Linked DNA regions of Homo sapiens: region 1 is linked to region 2. A link is a loop called in an ENCODE intact Hi-C map of the cell type or tissue named here. Cell type or tissue: IMR-90. All regions are shown on one strand. Links, peaks and the distances in the headings refer to the core of each region. The heading gives the core; the rest is flanking DNA.

Region 1 (12,093 bases), core at 4,109-8,108, 1.6 Mb after region 2:
CCACAACAGGCCCCAGTGTGTGATGTTCCCCTCCCTATGTCCAAAAAATTTAAAAATTAGCTGGGCGTGGTGGCGCACACCTGTGGCCCCAGCTACTTGGGAGGCTGAGGTGGGCAGACTGCTTGAGCTGGAGAGGTCGAGGTTACAGTGAGCTGTGATTGTGTCACTGCATTCCGGAGTGGGCAACAGAGTAAGACCTTGTCTCAAAACAAAACAAAACAAAGTGGACAGTGAAGCAACTCAGAGTTAACATCAGCAGAAAGCCACAACCACCCCTACGTGTCATCATCCTCAGGAGCTACAGCCAGGGGGTCAAGGAGGAGCAGGAGCCCCTGAGGAAGGGGCTGTTCTAAGGGTACGGGAGAGAGGGGGAGAAATCCCACCTTTCCTCTTCCTTCCATCCTCTAACTTTTCACCATGACTAAGCCCAGGGGTAGGTCAAGGGCAAGGGAGTTTGGGGAAAATAGTTTCTTGTGATAAAGAGCAGAGTAGCAGAAGGGCAAGGGATGGATCTGAAAACAAGTAGCTAGAGAAGAGGCATATACACTATTCCATCTTTTTTGCTTTTTGCTAAGATTTCTCAAATTCATACTCATATGCGATAGACTTGTTTTTTGTTTTTTGTTTTGAGATGGAGCCTCACTCTGTCACCCAGGCTGGAGTGCAGTGGTGCGATCTCGGCTCACTGCAAGCTCCGCCTCCTGGGTTCACACCATTCTCCCACCTCAGCCTCCCGAGTAGCTGAGACTACAGGTGCCCGCCACCATGCCCGGCTAATTTTGTTTTTGTATTTTTTAGTAGAGACAGGGTTTCACTGTGTTAACCAGGATGGTCTCGATCTCCTGACCTCATGATCCGCCTGCCTCGGCCTCCCAGAGTGCTGGGATTACAGGTGTGAGCCACCACACCCAGCCCATATGTCATCGACTTTTAAAAAACAACAAGAAATATGAAACTCTAGTAATAATGGTTGAGTTAAGACTAATGAAAAGACAGAATTTGAAAAATAATGTCTTCTGACCATATCTGGACTTACATAGGATTGCTGCGAAACATTAAGTTTCATTTTGCATCTTCAATAAATAATCTATTTTGTAAAAAAATTATATCTGCCCTGGCCAGGTGTGTTGGTGCACGCCTGTAGTCCCAGCTACTCAAGAGGCTAAGGCAGGAGGATTGCTTGAGCCAAGAGATTGAGGCTGCAGTGAACCATGATTGTGCCACTGCACTGCCACCTGGGTGACAGAGCAAGACCCTGTCTCAATAAATAAGTAAACATATATATCTGCCATTGGTACCACCTAACTACTCTTGCATGGATAAAAATCTCTTGAGTGGATTTTTTTTTTTTTTTTTAAGAGAGTCTTGCTCTGTCACCCAGACTGGAGTGCAGTGGCATGATCTCGGCTCACTGCAACCTCCGCCTCCTGGGCTCAGGCAATTCTCCTGCCTCAGCCTCCCGAGTAGTTGGGATTACAGGTTCCTGCTATCACACCTGGCTAATTTTTTGTATTTTTAGTGGAGACAGGGTTTCACCATGTTGGCCAGGCTGGTCTTGAACCCCTGACCTCAAGTGATCCGCCCGCCTCAGCATCCCAAAGTGCTGGGATTGCAGGCATGAGCCACTGCTCCCAGCCAATAGTGGAATTCTTTTTCCAGGAGTATGTATAATGCTAAATGTTGAATACTTGTTTGCCTGAAAGTAAAGCATCATCCCTGTGATACTAAAAAAAGCTCCTGGAACAGCTGGTGTCACCTGGGGAGCAGTTTCTTTGTTGTTGTGTGGTTAAGTATTGTACCATATACAGTTATCCAGTGGCAGGGAGCTGTGCAATGTGACAAGACTCCAGAAGTGCAGGTTTAGCAGTGGCAAAGAGCTCCATTAATTATTCTTCTAGGTGTACTGTTCTCCAGACAGGAAGGAAATTCTGGGACAACGTTGTTTAAACTTTTCAGTCTGTAGACCACTTCAGGGGAAGAAAAGAAAACCTTGTATTTCACCTCTCCCACTCACTCCCCTTCCCTCTAAAGAAAACCTCTCTGGGGAGAGAGGGACAAAAGGCCTTAGATCTCCTTCTTTGTTAGCGGAATCACTTAATGATACTGGAAGCCAGTGAATGACGTTGGGATTGAAGGTAGGTAGTACAGAGGAGACAGGGATGAGTAAAACACCAGAGGAAACAAGATGCAATGGGCAGAAGTTGGTGAGTCCATGATTAGAAAGTTATCATAAAATTTAGAGTCTAAATTAAATACACCATATCAAGCAGAGTCAATAAAATAAAAAATAAAAATAAGAAAATAAATTAAATATGCCAAAATGGCAGGGGCGTTTTGTTCAGCCTGCACAATCTTTTATTTTTTTTATCTTTTTTTTTTTTTGAGATGGAGTCTGGCTCTGTCGCCCAGGCTGGAGTGCAGTGGCGCAATCTCGGCTCACTGCAATCTCCACCTCCCAGTTCAAGCAATTCTCCTGCCTTAGCCTCCCAAGTAGCTGGGATTTCAGGCGCCAGCCAACACGCCCAGTTAATTTTTGTATTTTTTTTTAGTAGGGATGGGGTTTCACCATGTTGTCTAGGCTGGTCTTGAACTCCTGACCTCAAGTAATCCGCCCACGTCTGCCTCCCAAAGTGCTGGGATTACAGGCATGAGCCACTGTGACCGGCCAATTTTTTATTTTTTAAATTTTTCTTAGTTTTTTAAAATTGTGCATGTATCTCATCTTATGCAAAATCATTTAAATTAAGTTATTTGACATTAAAAATAGAGAATTTCATATAAAAATCGAAATTCTAGCTTCTCTTATAGATTGGGATGCCGTGGCCACACTGGGCCCTGATTCCTACATGGCAGTCACTTGAACCCTCTCTGGTCCACCATGTCCCAGCCTTACCTGGTTCAGTCATGTATGTTACTTGCCTGGCCCCTGTGTGCAAGTAATCCTTTTTCCTTTCTTCTGCCTGCATTCTAAATTGCCTAAGCGTTTGCACTATCACCCTCATATTCTATCTTTTTGTATTGAATCAGCTTCTGTAGTGATTAGTGTCCATTTGTTAAGCCACTATTTGAATTAATAAAAACTCATCTCAGAAATTGCAATGAATATCCCCCATGATACATCATTTCACATTTTTTTGTGAAAGGAGGGATATATGAAAGCCATTGTGTAAGCTGGGCACAGTAGCTCACGCCTGTAATCCCAGCACTTTGGGAAGTCAAGGTGGGCAGATTGCTTGAGCGCAGGAGTTCAGGACCAGCCTAGGCAGCATGGTGAAACCCCGTCTTAACAAAAAATACAAAAAATCAGCTGGGCTTTGGTGGCACCTCTGTAGTCCCAGCTACTTGGGAGGCTGAGGTGGGATCGCTTGAGCCTAGGAGGTCGAGACTGCAGTAGCCATGATCATGCCACTGCAATCCAGCCTGGGTGATGAAGTGAGACCATGTCTCAAAAAAAAAAAAATTGTATGATTACACACGCAAACACATCTCTGCCTACAACTGAAAGAATTTGAGTTGACTTGAAGTAAAATTAAATTATAACAACAAAACAAGTGACAAACCACCCCACAATTAAAGGCAAAAATCCAGTAAAAAACGTCAGTTAGCTGAGATTAAGCCTTCATGTTGTAAACCTCCTTTGGGTCATTCCCTTTTTTAGTACTTACCCAGTTAAAACTTGTTTGATGCCTTAAACCCCTGCTAGACTATAAACTCTTAATGGCAGGGACTTTGTCAATCTTATATATTACCATATTCCAAAGTGCATAGCATAGAGCCTCATTAGTTCAATAAATAGATGAAAATGTATCAGGAAACTTTTTTGCTCAGTTGCTGCTAAAGAAAATCTATAGCAATCAAACATAAAATTGTTTTTCAAACTCTTAGCAGCCAGGACAAAGAAAGAAGCAGCCAAAGGTCTTGGCCTGTAGCCTGTCCGTATTGTAGGATTAGCCCCTGTCCCAGAAACAGTGTGGATAAAACAAACAAACAAACTAAACCTCCAGCTAAGAAAGTTGCTCTGGATTCCTATTTGTTGGTGCCTTGAGGAGCAAGGTACAAGGTGCATATCACTAGTCTGGCTTCCAGGACAAGACTGTGATCACTTGGAGATCACAGTCATAGAGGAACTGGTTTTCAGACAGGCACCTAGATGATGAAGAACAAAACACAAGACATATTAATTGCAATGAGGATTTAGGAGGTGGCAGAATCCTATTACTAGGTCTAGCCAATAAGATTAGAAGAGGACAGGTTGAGCATGGTGGCTTACACCTTTAAGCCCAGCACTTTGGAAAGCCAGGGCAAGAGGATGGCTTGAGCCCAGGAGTTTGAGACCAGCCTGGGCAATACAGTGAGACCTCATCTCTAAAAAAATGTTTTAAAAAAGATTAGAATAAAACAAGCTTAACTTGTAGGAAGTAACCAGAGCGATGAAGTAAACTTCCACTTTCAGAATTGGTTCCAGCATCTAGAGATAGGTCAAGACTGTAGTGCCTGGGGAACAATCTAAGAATAGAGAATCAGGAAGGCCATTAAATATTACAGGGGTAGGCCAGGCATGTTGGCTCATGCCTGTAATCCCAGCACTTTGGGAGGCCAAGGCAGGCAAATTGCTTGAGCTCAGGAGTTCAAGACTCACCTGGAGACCAGGCACAGTGGCTCACGCCTGTAATCCCGCACTTTGGGAGGCCGAGACAGGCAGATCATGAGGTCAGGAGATCGAGACCATCTTGGCTAACATGGTGAAACCCCGTCTCTACTAAAAATACAAAAAAATTAGCTGGGCGTGGTGGCGGGCGCCGGTAGTCCCAGCTACTTCGGGAGGCTGAGACAGGTGAATGGCGTGAACCCGGGAGGTGGAGTTTGCAGTGAGTCGAGATCGCGCCACTGCACTCCAGCCTGGGCAACAGAGCGAGACTCCATCTCAAAAAAAAAAAAAAAGACTCACCTGGGCAACAAGGTGAAACCCTGTCTCTAAAAAAAAAAAAAAAGAAAGAAAAAGAAAAATCAGCTGAGTGTGGTGGCATGCACCTGTGGTCCCAGTTACTCAGGAGGCTGAGGCGGGAGGATCACTTAAGCCCAGGAGGTGGAGGTTGCAGTGAGCCAAGATTGTGTCACTGCACTCTAGCCTGGGCAACAGAGCCAGATCCTGTCTCAAAAAAAAATTCTAGGGGCAACATATATATATATTTGAGATGGTCTTGCTCTGTTGTCCTGACTGGAGTGCAGTGGCACAATCACAGCTCACTGCAGCCTTGACCTCCGCGGACAAGCAATCCTCCTGCCTCAGCCTCCCAAGTAGCTGGGACCACAGGTGTGCCATCATGCCTGGCTAATTATTTTTTATTTTTATCTTTTGTAGAGACAGTGTCTTATCATGTTGCCCAGGCTTATGTATAATATTGAACTAGTTATTTCATCTCATGATGTCTTATTGTACATAGTCATATGGAAAAACAAAATTAAAATAATGAAATACCGGGGGAAAGATGTGACATACTGCAAAAATACATTAAAACTCCAAGATCTTGATGTAAGCAATAGTGAAAAATACCCATAAAAATGTTAAGTAAAGCTAAACTCCCCTATCCTGTGTGGACTTGAATGCTACTATGCCACATTCATCGACCTCTTTGGGCTCCCTCTGGTGGCACATTAGTCCTCAGTGATAACTGAGTATTTTGGAGAATTTCTTGTAAATTCCTGTGGATGAAAGCTTCATTGAATAGTTTTTTAGCTAACCAGTCATAAATATTCAAATAAGTATAAAATGATGGCTGGGCACAGTGGCTTATGTCTGTAATCCCAGCACTTTGGGAGGCTAAAGCAGGAGGATCACTTGAGCCAGGGAGTTTGGGACCAGCCTGGACAACATAGTGAGACACTGTTTTTACCGAAATAAAGAAAAGGGGTGGCACATACCTGTGGTCCCAGCTATTCAGGAGGCTGAGCTGGGAGGATCATTTGAGCTCAGGAGATTGAGCCTGCAGTGAGCTGTGATTGTGCCACTGCACTCCAGCCTGGGTGACAGAGCAAGATCCCATATCCACTGTGTGAGCCACTGTGCCCAACCAAACATTTTTCAATAAAAAAAAATTTTAAATTCATCAACCCTGGCTTACAGAAGTCAATTTAAAAAAAAATTGAGAGACAGGGTCTCACTATATTGCCCAGGTTGGTCTTCATCTCCTGGCCTCAAGTGTTCCTCCTGCCTGGGCCTCCAAAAATGCTGGGATTCCAGGGATAAGTCATCATGCCCGACCTAAAATCAGTCAATTTTTGATGTTGGTGAGGAAATAGAGTCACAGAAACCCTTATACACTCTTTTTTTTTTTTTTTTTTTTTGAGACGGAGTCTCGCTCTGTGGCCCAGGCGGGAGCGCAGTGGCGCAATCTCGGCTCACTGCAAGCTCCGCCTCCCGGGTTCACGCCATTCTCCTGCCTCAGCCTCCCGAGTAGCTGGGACTACAGGCGCCCACCATCACGCCCGGCTATTTTTTTTGTATTTTTAGTAGAGACGGGGTTTCACCGTGTTAGCCAGGATGGTCTCGATCTCTTGACCTCGTGATCCGCCCGCCTCGGCCTCCCAAAGTGCTGGGATTACAAGCGTGAGCCACCGCGCCCGGCCCCTTATACACTCTTGATGTGACTGAAATTTTGCTAATGACTTTGGATAAAAATTTGGTATTGTCTTAAAAATTGAAAATGTCATTTCTAATCCAGCAATTTCACTCCTATGTATTTACCTTAGAGAAACTTTGGCACAAACACCAACAAACATATGTGGGAATTTCTTGGCTAAAGTGTTCATAATAGCAAAACCTGGAAACGTCATAGAAGGATAAAACTGTAGTGTATTAAAAACACTAAACACAGGCCGGGCATGGTGGCTTACGCCTGTAATCCCAGTATTTTGGGAGGCTGAGGTGGGTGGATCACCTGAGGTCAGGAGTTCGAGACCAGCTGGCCAACAGGGTGAAACCCTGTCTCTACTAAAAAAATAACGAAAATTAGCTGGGTGTGTGTGTGCCTGTAATTCCAGCTATTCAGGGGGCTGAGGCATGAGAATCACTTGAACCCAAGAGGCGGAGGTTGCAGTGAACCGAGATCACGTCACTGCACTTCAGCCTGGGCGATAGAGTGAGACTCTGTCTCAAAAAGCAAAAACAAAAACAAAAACTAAAATTGAAACACTATACAGCAGTGAAAATGGGTAAACCATAGCGGTAGGCATGAATATGGATGAGAACCTCAAAAATGCTAAATGGGGAAAAAACTATCACAGAAAAATATATAGAGCATGATTCCATTATGTAAAGGTCAAAGACAGGCTGGGTGTGGTGGCTCATGCCTGTAATCCCAGCACTTTGGGAGGCCAAGATGCATGCATCCCTTGAGCCCAGGCATTTGAGACCAAGTGTGGGCAGCATGGTGAAACCCTGTCTCTACAAAAAATACAAAAATTAGCAGGGTGTGGTGGTGTGCACCTGTGGTACCAGCTACTTGGGGGGCTGAGGTGGGAGGATTGCTTGAGGCCAGGAGGTTGAGGCTGCAGTGAGCTGTGGTCATGCCACTGTACTCCAGCCTGGGCGGCAGAATGAGACTCCATCTCAAAAACAAAAAAACAAACAAACAAAAAACCTCAGCAAACAGTACTTCTTTTCTCCATCAAGCTACCTATTAGCAATACATCTTTTACTTTTAAGAAATCTAAGCTATAGGTCAGGCGCGGTGACTCACACCTGTAATCCCAGCATTTTGGGAGGCAAAGGTGGATGGATTACTTGAGCAGGAGTTTGAGACCAGCCTGGCCAACACGGTGAAACCCCATCTCCACCAAAAATTACAAAATTTAGCTGAGTGCGGTGGTGTGCACCTATAATCCCAGCTATTCGGGAGGCTGAGGCAGGAGAATCACTTGAACCCGGGAGACAGAGGTTTCAGGGAGCCGAGACCATTCCACTGTACTCTAGCCTGGGCGGCAGAGCAAGATTCTGTCTCAAAAACAGAACAGAACAAAACAAAAATCTAAGCTACATTACTTTTTTTTTTGGAGATGGAGTTTTGCCCTTGTTGCCCAAGCCATAGTGAAATGAAGCCATCTCGACTCACTGCAACCTCCACCTCCCAGGTTCAAGTGATCCTCCTGCCTCAGCCTCCCGAGTAGCTTGGATTACAGGTGCACACCACCACACCTGGCTAATTTTTTGTATTTTTAGTAAAATGGGGTTTCACCATTTTAGCCAGGCTGGTCTCGAACTCCTGACCTCAGATGATCTGCACGCCTCGGCCTCCGAAAGTGCTGGGATTACAGGCATGAGCCACTGCGCCCAGCCTATATTACATTTTAAAAGAAGTTATTTGCCATTTTATTGTTGTTTATTATTCATATAATAAATTTTACTGTTTAAACTCCATTTTGTTATTATAAATTTATTTAAATGCTATTTATTTTATTGCTTAAAAAAATTTTTTTTGGACAGGGTCTCACTCTGTCACCCAGGCTGGAATGCAGTGGCTCAATCACGGCTCACTGCAGTCTCAACCACCCGGGCTCAAACAATCCTCCCACCTCAGGCCCCTAAGTAGCTGGTACCACGGGTGCACACGACCATGCCCTGAGAATTTTTGTATATTTTGTAGAGACAGGGGTCTTCCCATGTTGCCCAGGCTGGTCTCAAACTCCTGGGCTCAAGCAATCCACCCGCCTCACCCTTCTAAAGTGCTGGGATTACAGGTGTGAGCCACTGCTCCTGGCTAATACGCTACATTTTTTAAAGCCTATTTTTAAAATAAGTTTTTTCTTTGTTTGTTTTTACTTTTTTAGAGATGGGGGTCTCACTATGCTGCCCGTGCTAGAATATAGTGATTATTTACAAGTGCAATCATACCATGCTATAGACTGAAACTCCTCGGTTCAAACAATCTTCCTGTCTCAGCCTCCTGAGTAACTGGGACTACAGGCATGCACCAACATGCCCAGCAAAAAGAAGCTATGTTTAATATGGTTATTATGAGCAAGACTGTCATGTCTAAAGCAACAGACTTCAGTTTTACATGAAAAGTGCAGATACCAATGCATTTGCCTCTGATGATCTGTGATTATCCTTCTGATAGAATAATCTCTTGTTTGAGCTAAGCACATCTTGTTTGAAATACGATTATATATTTAGCAATCCTGACCTCTCATAGGACTTTTACACCTATAATAAAATTATTAATGCTTTGCATTTGTAAGGCATTTCATGGATTTTCAAGTGTCACTAGAAGACGTTTCCCTCATTGTACAGTTCAGAAAACTGAAGACAAGAGGCTGGGTGCGGTGGCTCATGCCTGTAATCCTGGCACTTTGGGAGGCTGAGGCGGGCAGATCACGAGGTCAGGAGATCGAGACCAGCCTGGCCAACATGGTAAAATCCCATCTCTACTAAAAATACAAAAAATTGGGCAGGCGCAGTGGCTCACGCCTGTAATCCCAGCACTTTGGGAGGCTGAGGCGGGCAGATCACCTGAGCTCAGGAGTTTGAGAGCAGCCTGGCCAACATGGTGAAACCCCATGTCTACTAAAGATAGAAAAATTAGCCAGATGTAGTTGTGGGCGACTGTAATCCCAGATACTTGGGAGGCTGTGGCAAGAGAATTGCTTGAACCCGGGAGGTGGAGGCTGCAGTGAGCCGAGATCGAGCCATTGCACTCCAGCCTGGGTAACAGAGTGAGACTCCGTCTCAAAAAAAAAAAAAAAAAAGAAAAAAAGAAACAAAAAAAGAAAACTGAAGACAAGAGAGAAGTTTTTTTCTTTTTTTTCTTTTTTGAGACAGGGTCTCGCTCTGTCACCCAGGATGTAGTGCAGTGGTGTGATCACGGCTCACTGCAGCCCCCATGTCCCAGGATCAAGCAATCCTCCTGCCTCAGCCTCCCAGGTAGATGGGACTACAGATGTGCATTACTACACTTGGCTAAAGAGAGGTTTTAATAAATAAAATAGCTATAATTTGGTAGGTAGAATTTAAATTATTGTATTAATAATTGTCTTCATATGCTATAACAAAATGCCATAAATTGCATGGCTTAAACAACAGTTTAAGCCATTTAATGAAATGCAAGGCAGCATGTTAGGCACTGACAGAATTACAGCATTAATAATATGACATGATCTGTGTCTCCAAGAAGCTTACAATGTAGGAAGGGCAATCTGCCAGTATTTTAATTTAATTTTATTTATTTATTTATTTACTTTATTATTTATCATTTTGAGATGGAGTTTCACTCTTGCCGCCCAAGCTGGAGTGCAATGGCATGATCTTGGCTCTCTGCAACCTCCACCTCTTGGGTTCAAGTGATTCTCCTGCCTCAACCTCCCAAGTAGCTGGGATTACAGGTGCCCACCACCATGCCCAGCTAATTTTGTATTTTTAGTAGAGATGGGGTTTCGCCATGTTGGTCTGGCTGGACTCAAACTCCTGACCTTGGGTGATCCACCACCTCGGCCTCCCAAAGTGCTGGGTTTACAGACATGAGCCACCACTCTTGGCCTTTATTTACTTATTTTTTGAGATGGAGTCTCACTCTGTTGCCCAGGCTGGAATGCAGTGGTGTGATCTCGGCTCACTGCAACCCCTGCCTCCCAGTTTCAAGTGATTCTCCTCCCTCAGCCTCCAAAAGTATCTGGGATTACAGGTGCCTGCCACAGTGCCCAGCTAATTTTTGTATTTTTAGTAGAGACTGGGTTTTGCCATGTTGGCCAGGCTGGTCTTGAGCTCCTGACTTCAGGTGATCTACCTGCCTCGGCCTCCCAAAGTGTTGGGATTACAGGCGTGAGCCACTATGCCAGACCTATTTTATTTATTACTATTTTTTGAGACAGGGTCTCACTCTGTTATGCAGGCTGGAATGTAGTGATGTTACCACGGCTCACTGCAGCCTCAACCTCCTTGCCTCAAGTGATCCTCCCGCCTCAGCCTCCAAAAGTAGCTGGGACTACAGGTGCGTGCCACCGCCCCTGGCTAATTTTGTTTGTTTGTTTGTTTGTTTGTTTTGTAGACATGGGGTCCCACTATGTTGCCTTGGCTGATCTGCCAGTATTTTAGGGGAGATATAGTAATAGCTTTTGTTAATGGGCTAAAAAAACTAGGCTTCTTCTCAGTTAACACATTAAAAAGAGCCCCTAGTACTTTTCCTTTACCATTAGACGCATACAGAGTGCATTTGGTAAATTAGTAAGCACACCAAGGGAGAGGCAACACACTGACCTATATCAATGTATTGTTTTTCATTTAAATAGCATCTTAATTCACTGGAGACTTTAAATGAATGTTTATTAGAATATTTACACCTATTGATTACCATGGTAGCAGATGATTAGTGAGTTCGATGCCACAATTAAAATGAAAATTCCTACTGCTCTGATGAACAGGAATGTCCAGATGATGGCAAGTCTGAAACTTGCAACAATCAGATAAATTATTGCATGAACCCTTAAGCAATGACAATCTTTTGCAAATATGTCTGATTCTAGAAGGTTCACACAATTATAGCTTTGGACTATTGAGAGGGTCTTAGTCCAATCCAGCTGCACACGTGCCTTTGAACTTAAGTAATATCTACTGTGAATAGCACACATTTCTCAGCACAAATCTCTTTGCCTTTTAGTTTTACTACCATAATGAAAATGTTAAATAGTACAGAATAATAATATTTATGTCAAAAATAGTAAGAGAGTTTTGCATTATAGATCCTTGGATGAATTCAAATAGAAAGAAATCAGAGGAGTATTTTACTGACAAATGATCCCACCTGCTGTCAAGTGGGCAGAGCTTTGAAGATCACCCAAGACTGGGAATTTCTTTTTTTCTTTCTTTCTTTTTTTTTTTTTTTTTCAGACAGAGTCTCACTCTGTTGCCCAGGCTGGAGTGCAGTGGTATGATCTCAGCTCACTGCAACCTCCGCTTCCTGGGTTCTAGTGATTCTCCTGCCTCAGCCTCCCAGGTAGCTGAGACTACAAGTGTGCGCCACCACCACCCAGCTAATTTTTGTATTTTTCGTAGAGATGGGGTTTCACCATCTCGGCCAGGCTGGTCTCAAACTCCTGACCTCA
Region 2 (12,093 bases), core at 4,210-8,209:
AAGGGATAAAAGACTACATACTGGGGACAGTGTACACTGCTCGGGTGATGGGTGCACCAAAATCTCAGAAATCACCACTAAAGAACATATCCATGTAACAAAAAACCACCTGTACACCCAAAACTATTGAAATAAAAATAAAAATTAAAAACTCAATACAACAATTAAAAAATGAACAAAAACCAATACAGTTAAAAAAAAAAAGAAAAAAGCAAAAGAAACTAGTCATTTAGAGCAGTAGCCGAGGCACACAAAGATTGGTGTTAGGTGTTAGAGCCTATTGTTTCTTCATTGCTCATTGATACATTCATCAGTATAGTCTCAAGGACCCCTGGTTGAAATCTCTGCTCTTCTATTTACTAATCATAAAATGGAAAACTTATTTAGTCACCCTGAGCCTCAGTTTCCTTATGTATAAAATGAGAATGATAGTACTTGCTTCATAGAATTATAAGGATTAAATTGAATATATATATATAATGCAGATGATTAAGTAACATTTATGTAGAACTTAATATTTGCCAGGCATTTTCTAATATATACATACATATCGTGAACTATTATTAAGCTTCTTCCGTGGGGTACATGTGGGTGGAGAGACACTGAAGTAGAAATGCCTTGTAGATAAATGGAAAGATTCTAAACATCCCCAAGGGTGCTGTATTTTGCTGAGTAAAATGCCAGATCTTAGATCTTGTAAATCTTGTCACATTTGAGACCCCAGCCACCATGGTTTCTGGGACCAACTTAATGACTGATTCTACACTCTCTCGGTTTTGTGGTAACTAGCTCTGATTTGTGCGTGAGAAACACACACACACACACACACACACACACACACACACAAACAACACAGCCGATGAGGAATAGGTGAGCACTGGAGATTATTCCTCTCATCATCAGTGCAGATGTCCACAGAAATTCCCTGAGGGTCTTTAAATTCGAGCTTTTGGTCACTGAATTCAGGCAGGCATTTATAAGAGATTTTTAGGCTTTTCCATTATTTTTCCTGTGATTTGTCTTTTAAAATAAGCTTTTATAGTAGACGCCTATGTTATTTTTCCTCCATCAGATGAAAATGATTATCTTTGTGAATTGTACTCTCCACTTGATTATCCCCTTCCCACTTTCCTGGGTGTAGCAGAACATCCTCTGAGGTCACTTAAGGGAATACATCTTTTACTAATGGCTCGTTGTACATGAGGGAACTGGATTGCCTGTCTGTTTGTTTAGTTTTACATTCTGGAACAGTTTTCTTGACAGAAAATAGTCATTTTTTTATGTATGAATCAGATATCAGGGCTATTTACCAAGTGAATCCATTTTTCATATCCCAGAAGAAAGAAAATGTATTTTAAAATAAGGTTATTGTAACTTTTGCTTGTATGTATAATTGATGTAGTTTTGGGTAACACATATCTATAATGCACACTAACAAAAAAGGGAAAAAATGAGGATGTGACATATAAACTACACTTTAAGTACAGCAGTGCATGTGATCACATTGTTAACAGAAATTGTGTCAATATTAACAACTGCTCAGCTCAGTGGTGGGCAGCCCAGCCCAAATCTGGTATAACTGTCTGTTTAGTTTATCAGTCTTGGCTATCAAGTCTCCTGACGTAACAAAACCACCCATGACAGCTGACCACATTGAATATCCAGATAAGGACTCGGGGAAAATTGAGCTGACTACTTTGATCATACCAGAACAGTTAAGATTAATCTCACTGGGAAATGCATGTAATCAATTTCTCATTTGTTCCTATAAATTAAAATGAACATAGTTTGTTTTCCCAGGGTCAAGATGATGGCATACATGCAAATTTGTATCCAGTTCTTTTCACTTAACATTACAACAAAAATTCTCCTGTCATTACTGGCTTTTGAAAAACATCCTTTGGTGTAAATATTTATTCAATTAGAGGGAAAATAATGTTATATTTTTGTTGGAAATTTAAATGATTTTAATTTTTTGGTATTACAGATAGTACTTTTATCAATATCATACATAAAGCCTTTTCAGTTTTCTCATGATAGGTTTATAAAAGTGGAATTTTAAAGTCAAATACATTTATAAGACTCTGGATAGATACTCTCAACTTATTCTTCAAAATGGTTACATTGTAGAATCTGAAAATGCTTACGTCACCACACTCGAGAAACACAATTACTGTCTCTCTCTATGAAAGATGGCATAATTAGTTGGCATTATTAAAGCATCATTGCAGTATGTTGATATGTGCATATGTGTGGCAGGAGTGTGTCTGTCTGTCTGTTCTTCCTGTCTGCTATTTATTCTGAATCTACAGTGGGAGTCTGGTGTACCCAACTTTTAAGTGTGACTGGCTTCGATTTATTTTGTGTCTTTTTTGTTTTCCTTCTTTACCACACAGCCTTCTTCATATTGTCCCTCTCATTAAGAATGACTGGGTTGTTCAGGGGATTGGCAACATTTTCTTTTCCATCTGAAAGTCAGGAAAGTGCATAATAATCACGTCCTAAGAGCAATACGGATAAAACCATTGCAGGCAGTGCACAATGTGTGGCAATAGCCAGGGTTCTCTGGTGAACTCTTTTAATATGTGTTCTAAGTTGATAGGACATTTCTTTAGGAAAACTTTTTTTAGTGGCTGAATCCTATGCTGTACTGGGCTTTACCTATCAATCTACACATTTTCAGTTGTTAGTGTCAGAAACACAACCCAAATAGGGAAAATATTGGCTCAAGGGACATAGAAGTTCTAGAATTATAGCTACTTTAAATGAAATGAATGGAGGCTTGGACCATCCCTTGGGTGCCAGTTTTCCTCTCTGCCAGCCTCCCTGGTTCTGCTCCTGCCTCTACTGTCTGCCCTCTTGCAATGGGGTTCCAACTGCACATTTTCTGTCTGTCTAGTGGGAAAAGAAAGATTCCTAATCTCTGATAGCTCAAACTGAGGGTTGGGAATTGTGTCCTTATTAGGTCTGATTGGCTTTCCTTGGGTCATAAACCCAACCCAGAACCGATTCCTAAACACAGATGAGCAAAACGAACTGACTGGCTTAGCTTTGGGTGTTGTGTCCTACCCTTGGACTTGGACTGTAAGTGCAGTGGAAGGGATCCCAGACAAAAATCAGGGGTTGTTGCAGAAGTGCATACTTGGAAACCATGTGTATTATAACTCTTATCGTTCTGCATTCTAAAGGCAAGTTTCCCCCAATAAACTATAAACCCCAGGATCACAGAGACAATGTTTGTTTCGTTCTTCAATGCCAAGCTACAAGCCTTGCTCTTAGTAAGCACTCAATACGTATTTGTTGAATAAATGAATAGGAGCAGCTGATTAGCATGTCTCAATTTAATATCCTGGTATTTTTGGTAACTATGAAATTGTGGCAGTGGTAGATGCTGTGATACTTAAAAATAGTCTTTACAAATTATTAAAATTTTAAAAATTTGTAAAAAGGCCTCCCTCCTGTTGCCATGTAAAAAGTTGGTAACTTCATGGTAACTTGATCTGTGTTGCAGTTTATAATTGCAGCCTTCACTCCCTTAGCAGTGTTTGTACTCAGGAAGCTCATCGTCAGTGACTTCTATCTTCTTCTCAGCTCTAGTAGTATACAACATCTAATCATGGTCAATTAATACTTGATGGCTTCCTTCAGGACTCTAGATGCTGAAATTACTGCTCAGAGCTGAGAGTGGCTTTCCCAACATGCAACATCCATAGACAAAGCAAATGTTAAGATCCCCGACAGGCTATATTGCAAGAATGGGAAATTGAACAATTCCATGGCCGGTAAAAAGAAGACTGGCAACCTTTATAATACAAAAGGGAATATGGAATGTGACTAAGTGTGGTGTTAAACATTAAAATGACACCATCAAGAAGGACAGAAAGCACCAATGATAAGAATAAAGGGGAACAAAAATTTGGGCAAAATTTGGAACAAAATAAAGGGGAACAAAATTTTTTTTTCTTCCCCCTCTCCTCTAGTGTTTGAGGCCTGATGTGATCCAGTCAATTCCTTTATCCACCTGGGTTGTCTTATTGACCTCTTTGATGTTTTCCCTGCTGGCACTGAGGATGTTGCTGTAGTGCTGGAAAGGGCTTACTTTCGTTAACCAGTTCCCTCCCAGTTAGAACGGCTGTCCTACCTACACGTTAAGTTCATGTCCCAGGAATTGCCGAGCACTAAACTTTCATTTGTATGCTGACTGATCAATATGTCTGACGTGAATATAAGAGAGAATGAAAATCTCCATTCCAGGTATTCAGTGGAATACAATGGTGGACAAGTTTTCAAAAAATTGGGGAGGAAAGATTTCCTTTGGACTTGGAAGGGGAGTAGAGGTCTATGCAGCCCAGAAAAGAGCAGGCAGGTATACAGTGCTTAGACGGTTGTGGGAGGCAGGACAGCAGCTTTTGGGAGCTTTGGCTATATAAAATATTTCCATTCCCTGAAACAGCTAGATCTGAAGAGGGTAAACCAAGCTGAAACAGGGCTCTTCTTTCCTAAACCAGAGGAGGCCTCCCTGCCTGTTGCCACTACCTAAGGTCCTGGGACTGCTTTGCCACAGCTGTGTGAGTATGTGTGTGTATGTATGTGTATGTGTGCATGTGTGTGCGTGTGTGTGTGCATGTGTGCACATGTGTGTGTGCCCCCACTGATGACTGAGATTGAATTCTCCCCACTGTGGTATTATTTTGGGTGCAGGTGAGTGCTTAGAGCTGCAGTGGAGTGGTTTGTCTTTATAAACTCTTTGTTATATTACTGTGTTTATTTCTGTTAGAAAAACACAATTCAATAATAACATGATGTTTATGGTGGAAAACCTAAAAAATATAGGGTAGAAAAAAGAAGAATATAGAAATGACTTTTTTTTTTTTTGAGATGGAGTTTCGCTCTTGTTGCCCAGGCTGGAGTACAAGGGCGCGATCTCAGCTCACTGCAACCTCCGCCTCCTGGGTTCAAGTGATTCTCCTGCCTCAGCCTCCCGAGTAGCTGGGATTACAGGCATGCACCACCACACCCGGCTAATTTTGTATTTTTAGTAGAGATAGGGTTTCTCCATGTTGGTCAGGCTGGTCTTGAACTCCCAACCTCAGGTGATCAGCCCGCCTCAGCCTCCCAAAGTGGCAGAAGTACAGGCGTGAGCCACCGCGCCCGGCCTAGAAATGACTTTTAATCCACCACTCAATCACTATCTGTATTTTGATATATATATTTCCCCTCCTCTTTCTCTTCTTTTTCTCTTTCCCTTCCTAAAGCAAAATGATAGTGGACATACTGGCCTTTTTTTTTTTTTTTTTTTTTGTAAAACCTGGCTTTTACACACACACACTCACACATGCACACACACACAATCACTTTATATATTTGTGGTGACAACTTTCTAAGTCATTAAATATTCTTCTACAATACTATTTTTGGTGATTATAAAATGTTACACAATCCATTCAACAAGTTCTCCATTGTTGAACATGATTATTAGTTCAGATTTTTGCCGTTACAAATATCTCTCTGATAAGAAATGTATAAATCTGTTTGTGCATCCATTAATTAATTTTGAATACATCCATCATTTCACAAACTTTAGAATTTACAGGTCTGTAATGTCTCATGCTTTCTAGTGGTTTGTTGATTCCAGTTTGGGAATAAATTTCATTGAATACATTCCTGAAAGGGGGCATTGCCAGCTCAAAAGGGACCCAAAATGGTAAAGTTTTCCACATTACTCCAGAGAACCACTTTCCAACGTGCAATTGTGTGATTCTAGGATTCTGTGGTCAGGTTCTCTTTCTGGGTGACTTGCTGCAGCACAAGCCATTCTACTCTAGATGGCGATGTTTCATTAGTTTAAAAGCCTGCTCTGCCGTGGAACAGATGCATAACAATCGTTTTCCCAATTACCTGTGGATCTACTAAAACTTAGAAGAGAGACAACAATGGGGATACAGTAGTCACATAACTTTCGTCTAAAAGGCATTATTTATTCAAGGCCAAGAATCAACGAGTCCTACCCTGGCGTTCGCCCTTTGTGACATTAATCTTAGGAAAGTGGTAACTATTTACAAGGGTGCAGGATGTTGCAGATCTTGAAGCTTGAAAAGATGAAAATAAACCCCCATAGATGAAGTTCTTGTCTTGTCCCTTACCCTTGCACACTTACTCTCAATTTCTCAGGTCAACCTGGCAGGGGGATACCCTCACTTTCCCTCCTCATCCCATGACTCTCCAGTGGATTTTCTATCCCTGGGTTCTTTCTGATTTGTGGGCATGGGAATATTCACTGTTCTGAGGACAGGTCTGGTGGTGTGTCCTGCAAACCTCTCACTCACCTCTCTTCCTGTACCCAGTCTCTCTCCTGCATAAACGGAACAGGATTTGAATCTGAACACAAAAGCTTCTGGATGAGTGGCCACCCTTCAGGCAGCCCAAAGCCTCCTTATAGCACTGAAGAAACACTTTTGAGAGACATAGGTAGGAATCTTGTCACTCTTTTGGGCTGATCACTATGAGAAAATTCTACAGAGACTTTGTTCACCTGGCAAACTACTGTGCATCTTTTAAGACTCAATTCAACTCACATGTCTCATCTTCTGCAGAGCACCTCTAAGTCCAGAGACAGTAGGTTTTTCCTTTGTGCTCTCAAACACATTCATTCATTCTTTTTTCAAAATTATTTATTGAGTGCTAACTATAGTTGGGGTATACTACAAGCAAGACAGACAGGGCTGCTGCTTTTTCATAGTTCAGAACCAAATGAAATGCCATTTAATTACCAAAAATATTTTTGACAAGAATCATGAAGAACAAGTACAGGTGTTTTAAATCCTTGTGGAATTTAAATACCTACAGAATTTAAAACAACGCAGGTTGGGAAGCCAAGAATGACCAGAAGTTAATGAGGTGACGGCAGAAGGGCAAGAGAGTCGGGCAGGAAGGAAAGCCATGCACACAGGGCCCCAGGAGGGAGGAATTGAGTACATGTGAGAAACAGGGTGGGCCCAGGACAGTCAGTGCCTAATGGAGAGAGGCATGAGATGAGGCTAGAGATAATCTCCCACAGCCTATAGGCTGTACTGTGGACTTTGCATTTATCTAAGAGCATTTGGGAAACTATGCAGAGGTTTAAAATAAGAACGTGATGGGATCCAATTTGAGTTAGATAAGCTCACTCTGGCAGATATGTGGAGAACAGTTCAGTGTACAGATGCTGGGAGACTAGTTGGGAAGCTATGCCACCTTCCAGGCATAAGGTTTTAGTGCTGGTGGAGATAAAAGGGATGGATTTGAGACATAAGTAGGAGGTAGAGGAGCCATGAGGTAGTAACTAGTTATATGAAGAGTGAAGGAGAGGGAATAATCAAGGATGGCACCCAAGTCTGTGGCCTCAGTAAGTAATTGAGTTTATTAAGACCATGGGCAACTGGAAGAGAAGCAGATATGGGTACAATTTCATGATGTCAGTTTTGGACAAGTAGCATGGAAAAGCCTGAGAAATATCCAAGTAGTATTGTCAAATATATAGATTTGGGGTCTGGAAGAAAGTCAGGTGGGAAAGTTGTCCTTAAAGTGTGATCCCTAGAGCAGCAGTGTCACCTGGGAACTTATTAGAAATGCACGTTTCTGATTCACTGGAATCAGAAGTGGGAGCACAGCCCAGCAATCTGAGTGTTAACAAGTTCCCCAGATGATTCTGATTCATGCTAAAGTTTGAGAACTACTAGCATATATCTCCAACATTTAGAAGCTGTGTAGAGGAGGATGCATAATCAAAGAATCCCAAGCAATGATGAGAGGTGTAGGAGGAAAGCTGAGGAAGTATAGAGTCACAGAAACCTAACGAGAGAGAGGTCAACTGTGTGGAGGGCTGCTGTGAGGTCAAATAAAATGAAGACTGACATGGGTCCACTGGCTTAACAGTTGGTGGTCATAGCTTCAGCAATTATGGGGGAACCGTGGGGCGAGCAGCCTGTTGAGTGTGCGTTAAGGAAGGAGAGGAAGATGGAGAAATGGGGTGCTACATTTCTCTTTGATAAACCTGTCTTAGAACAGGAAATGAAAGGTGGGTGGTAATTTGACAGAAAATGTGAAGTTGGACATTTTTTATAAAGAATGTATGCTTTCTAAGCAAATGTATAGAAAAGTGCACAAATCACAATTATGAGGCTCAACTTAGACAAGTTGGTGACCAAACTCAATCACAAAAATGGAGAGTGACAGGAGATGGTGTCCTTTGCCTGGAGCACAGCCCTCCTCTGCGTACAGCTACACCATTCCAAGCCTGCTGTCTACAGAATGTTGGAGAACACGGACAGGTGCATTAGATGACTCTTCTGCCTGTAGGATCCACTCAGCACCTGGTAATGCTGGCTGGTATTCACCTGAGCCCTTCACCTGAAACGTATCTATCTTTCCCCCGAGGAAGCATGTGAGACTCAGGATGGGAACCCTACATTTACCTCCAGGGTTAGATCCTAATCAGTTAAATTAATCATGGTAATATCATCTTCCTTGCCAACGATTGGCTCAGTGCCCAGGCCTTAGCCAATCAGGGCAATTTTCACTGGTACAGGCGTGGACAAGCAAAGTAAGTTGAACCAATTAGAATGAAGGATAATGCTTTTACTCCGTGATTTGGGTGAAAGACATTCACTACACCAGAGGAGACAAAGGAAGCACGTTGCTGTTATTGCTGTTCATGGCCTTCTTCCAACAGTAAGGGAAGCTAGTTTGAAGATAAACTGTACAAAGGAAAGTAAAACAAGAGAAGTGCAGCGAAATGGTGCCGGAGCCGTGATGCAGCTACAACCTAGAGTTCTCACAATCTCTTAATTTCCTGCTGTCGGCGATAAATGTGATCATTTTGGCCGATTTGGTTCAGTTTTTCTGTTCCGTGAAGCTGAAAGCATCCTGACACAGGTAGGTATCACTGTTTTCTCGAGTACATAGATGAGTAAAGTAAGACTTAATAGAGGTGAAGTCACTCACCAGCTGTACATTTGAACCCAGAACTTCTGATTTCTAAGCCCACAATCTTATCTGTTAGCCTTATGCCTCCAGCTAAGGCTGTGTGCCCTCTCTCTCATTCCTTAGAAAGATTTATTTCTCAGAAGGCTGCTTGCATCTCCATACAAGTAAACTTCTACTGGTCTGTGTTTATCAGGGACACAGCAGAAAACAGATGGCGTACTTGGGTAGGGTAATTAAAGAACACTTAATAAGGAGTCTTCTACAAAACTGTGGGCAGAGTTAAGGGAAACCAAAAAAGGCCAATGAAACTCTCCAGGGTTCACAATAGACAAGGTTCATTCCTACTCTTAAATCCAAAAGAGCAAAACAAGAGTGAGGAAGTGGGGGACAATTCAGGGAAACTGCAGAGAGCTATACCTCTGAACCTGGGAGAGGGTCACTTTTTAAAGTCAAGGTTTTCAGTGGAGCATTGCAGTCATGGCCCAACCTGTGAGAAGACAGTAAGGGAGCCTGGGCCATATGTATTTTGATCGCTTTATTCTCTCACCCTTCAGTCTCCTGTTGGTCTCCCTTGAGAAGCCAGTGGGCAAAGGGCTTGGATGATGGAGTCCATAGAGAAGGGAACAGAGCAGGAAGAAGAGTGGAGAATAGATATGGAAGATATCCAGCACAAAGGACCTCTCATTTCCACCAGTTTCCCTGACTTGCTCAATGTTGCAGATTGGTTAACCTGGGAAGTGGACTCTGAAAATGAGATTAGCTTGCAGAATATTTTATATGAAATGTCTTTGCTGTCAACCCCCATGAAAGGAAGGGAAGGAAGTAGGATTGGGCAGAGAGGATGAGATGCAACACGGTCCTCAAAAAGCTCTCAGCCAATCTCATGGGAAGCTCTTGGCCTGGGGTGGCCTTTCAGGGTTCTCCGGAGTTGGGGTGTAGGAATTTTATAGGCCTCAGTTGATCAATCATTGGATGTAGACTGTTTGCGTATTCAGGTATCATTGTCAACTCAGACTCTGTCAACAGTCCTTAACATGTTTCAATTTCCCTTTTTCAACTCCACGGTTTCCTAATCAATTGTATAGGTCTCTTTAAAAAGAGACTGGAGGAATCATTCCCAGCATGCTTGCCATGGTATTGCTGGGTTCTTCCTCCTGGAAACCTGACTTCTTTTTCCATCCATGGGTTCTGATTCTGAAACCTAGCTTAGGTCTAGAAGCTGAGAAAGGGATTGTGACTTTGCATTGAGATGGCAGCTTTCAGACTCCTGATTAACCACCTTGGATTTCTTTTGATTGTATAGCTTAAGTGCCCTTATTGCTTGCCCATCTACTTTGCCTCTAGCAAAGCTGTTTTCTATTAACCATCTCTATGGGTCATGCTCCCTTTTGCTGACACTCATTCCAATGCTTTCATCCATCCAGTCTCCTGGTTAAGTCCTGATACATGGCCTTGCTTGTTTCAAGGACCTAAATTTCCCACTGTCAGTAGTGAGCTCATTTCTACATCTGCCTTGGCCTATGTAGGAGAGCCACCACAAACAACTTTAGTAATGCTGTTGCCCCTCTCACTAGACACTCATTACTGTTTTAGTAAATGGCAGATCCTCCAGCCCACTTGTGAAATCTGGTGAATTTTCTGGCCTTTCATAGTATATTTTGACATATTCGTTTCTTGAGTCTTTCAATCCCTTCTTCCATTGTCTGGTAGTAATTCTTGGATTTCTCATTTAGTATGAGTCAGCCTAGCAGTATGTTTTCATCATTTCCAAGGGTCCTTGCCGGAGCATTAAAGGCTGTATTATAAGAAACTACTCTTATATCAAACTGTTATTCAAATTTGTTTTACCCACCTTGATCTGGGACACCCAGATTCCTACTTACATCTTTCTGGGTAGAAGTGTACCATACAGTTACTTTAGGATTAAAGTACCTCTCCTTTTAGCATGTTCCAAACCGAGTTATGTTGTGACTTAACCATATTTATTTGTCAAGTGACCAGGAAGGAAAGTGAGGGCAAATCCTGAGGGGGCATGTGTTCTTTTGTGTGGGTGCGATCTGTGAATGATCCTCAAGCAAAAAGAGTGCTAGCCCTTAACTGGGAAAATTGGGCCAATTCTGCAGGCTTAGAGAGTTTACGGAAGTCTGATGGTTCAAGACTTGAATCCATTAACTTAGATGTCCCCATACCGTATGTCAGCTTCCTATTCTTTTCAAATCAGGACCCTGACTGTGGCACAGCTGATCTTCCTTGGTTGGGAGTTTAATCTTCTATAAAACCTGACTGTTCCTTGGTGGGATTCACAACTTTTCCTGCCCTACTGCTGAGGAGACAAGAACCTCTTTATTTGTTACCATGGAAGTACTCACTCTTTTTATATTTAGCTTTTAATTGCCAATGTATCCATCTCAACTTTTTGTTATTTTTTTTAGAGCTTCAGCAGGTGGCAGTAGCTACCCTATTTCACTGTCCTCATGGTTGCTCTTTCTGCATTTTCCCTCAAAATCCAACCAATGCATTCCCTTCCACTGGAAAAGTGTCAACAATTATCCTATTATCTTGTGCCAGGAGATATGTGTGCTGCCTCTAGCATCAGACATGGGGTAGATGGCACATTGCCAGCAGGTGGGCAGGCAATCCGCATGAAAATTCTTATCTTAACGTTTGTTTTATCACTCCTAAGGACAATGGCTGCGGATTGGGTTCCCTGGGAAGCCAACTTTAAGACAGAGAAAGGCATGCAGGAGCTTATTAGAGGATGTTTTTGGTAATGCTCTTAGGGTCAATTCTTGAGGATAGTAAGGAAGCAGGAGGGGAAGTTGCATCCCAATACAGAGCCAATAGAGATCTCTACTGATGCCATAGACTGCTCTGAAGTTGACATGCCCCTTGTCCTAAGTTGTAGTGAGGAGATTGGGCCTTTATGTCTCTGAGTTTATCAGTCTTTGGGTATGGGATGCCCTGGAAGGTGGTCTGATGTTAGGTGAAACACTTTTTTTTTGTTTTTAAGCTAATTCAAATCTCCAGAGAGGGTTGATAGCAGCACTCCCAGCAGCTCAGGAAGCAAGTCTTTCATTCTTGAAAGAGGATCTGGAGATCTGGATGGCCCAGTAGAGCATACTCCACGTC

Evidence for each region. A loop is a pair of places that touch in the nucleus more often than their neighbours do. Peaks named below come from ENCODE experiments on the same cell type or tissue, not always from the same donor. Only the 100,000 strongest peaks of a DNase experiment are listed, where the experiment ranks them.
Region 1: it touches region 2 in a loop (10-fold over the local background); 11 of 110 quality-filtered maps call a loop at or near these places.

Annotation. Positions count from the first base shown.
Region 1 is chr14:63,764,743-63,776,835 of GRCh38, forward strand. It overlaps a transcript of SYNE2 not described here. Among named protein-coding and RNA genes, the nearest start is that of SGPP1, 43 kb to the left of the region's middle. RefSeq lists an enhancer at 8,961-9,020. In IMR-90, for the core only: a CTCF peak has its summit at 5,650 (motif pointing left); a DNase peak (open chromatin) is centred at 5,639.
Region 2 is chr14:62,157,353-62,169,445 of GRCh38, forward strand. No RefSeq gene overlaps it. Among named protein-coding and RNA genes, the nearest start is that of LINC00644, 23 kb to the left of the region's middle. In IMR-90, for the core only: a CTCF peak has its summit at 5,826; no DNase peak of the experiment used is centred there; H3K27me3 peaks cover 765 bases.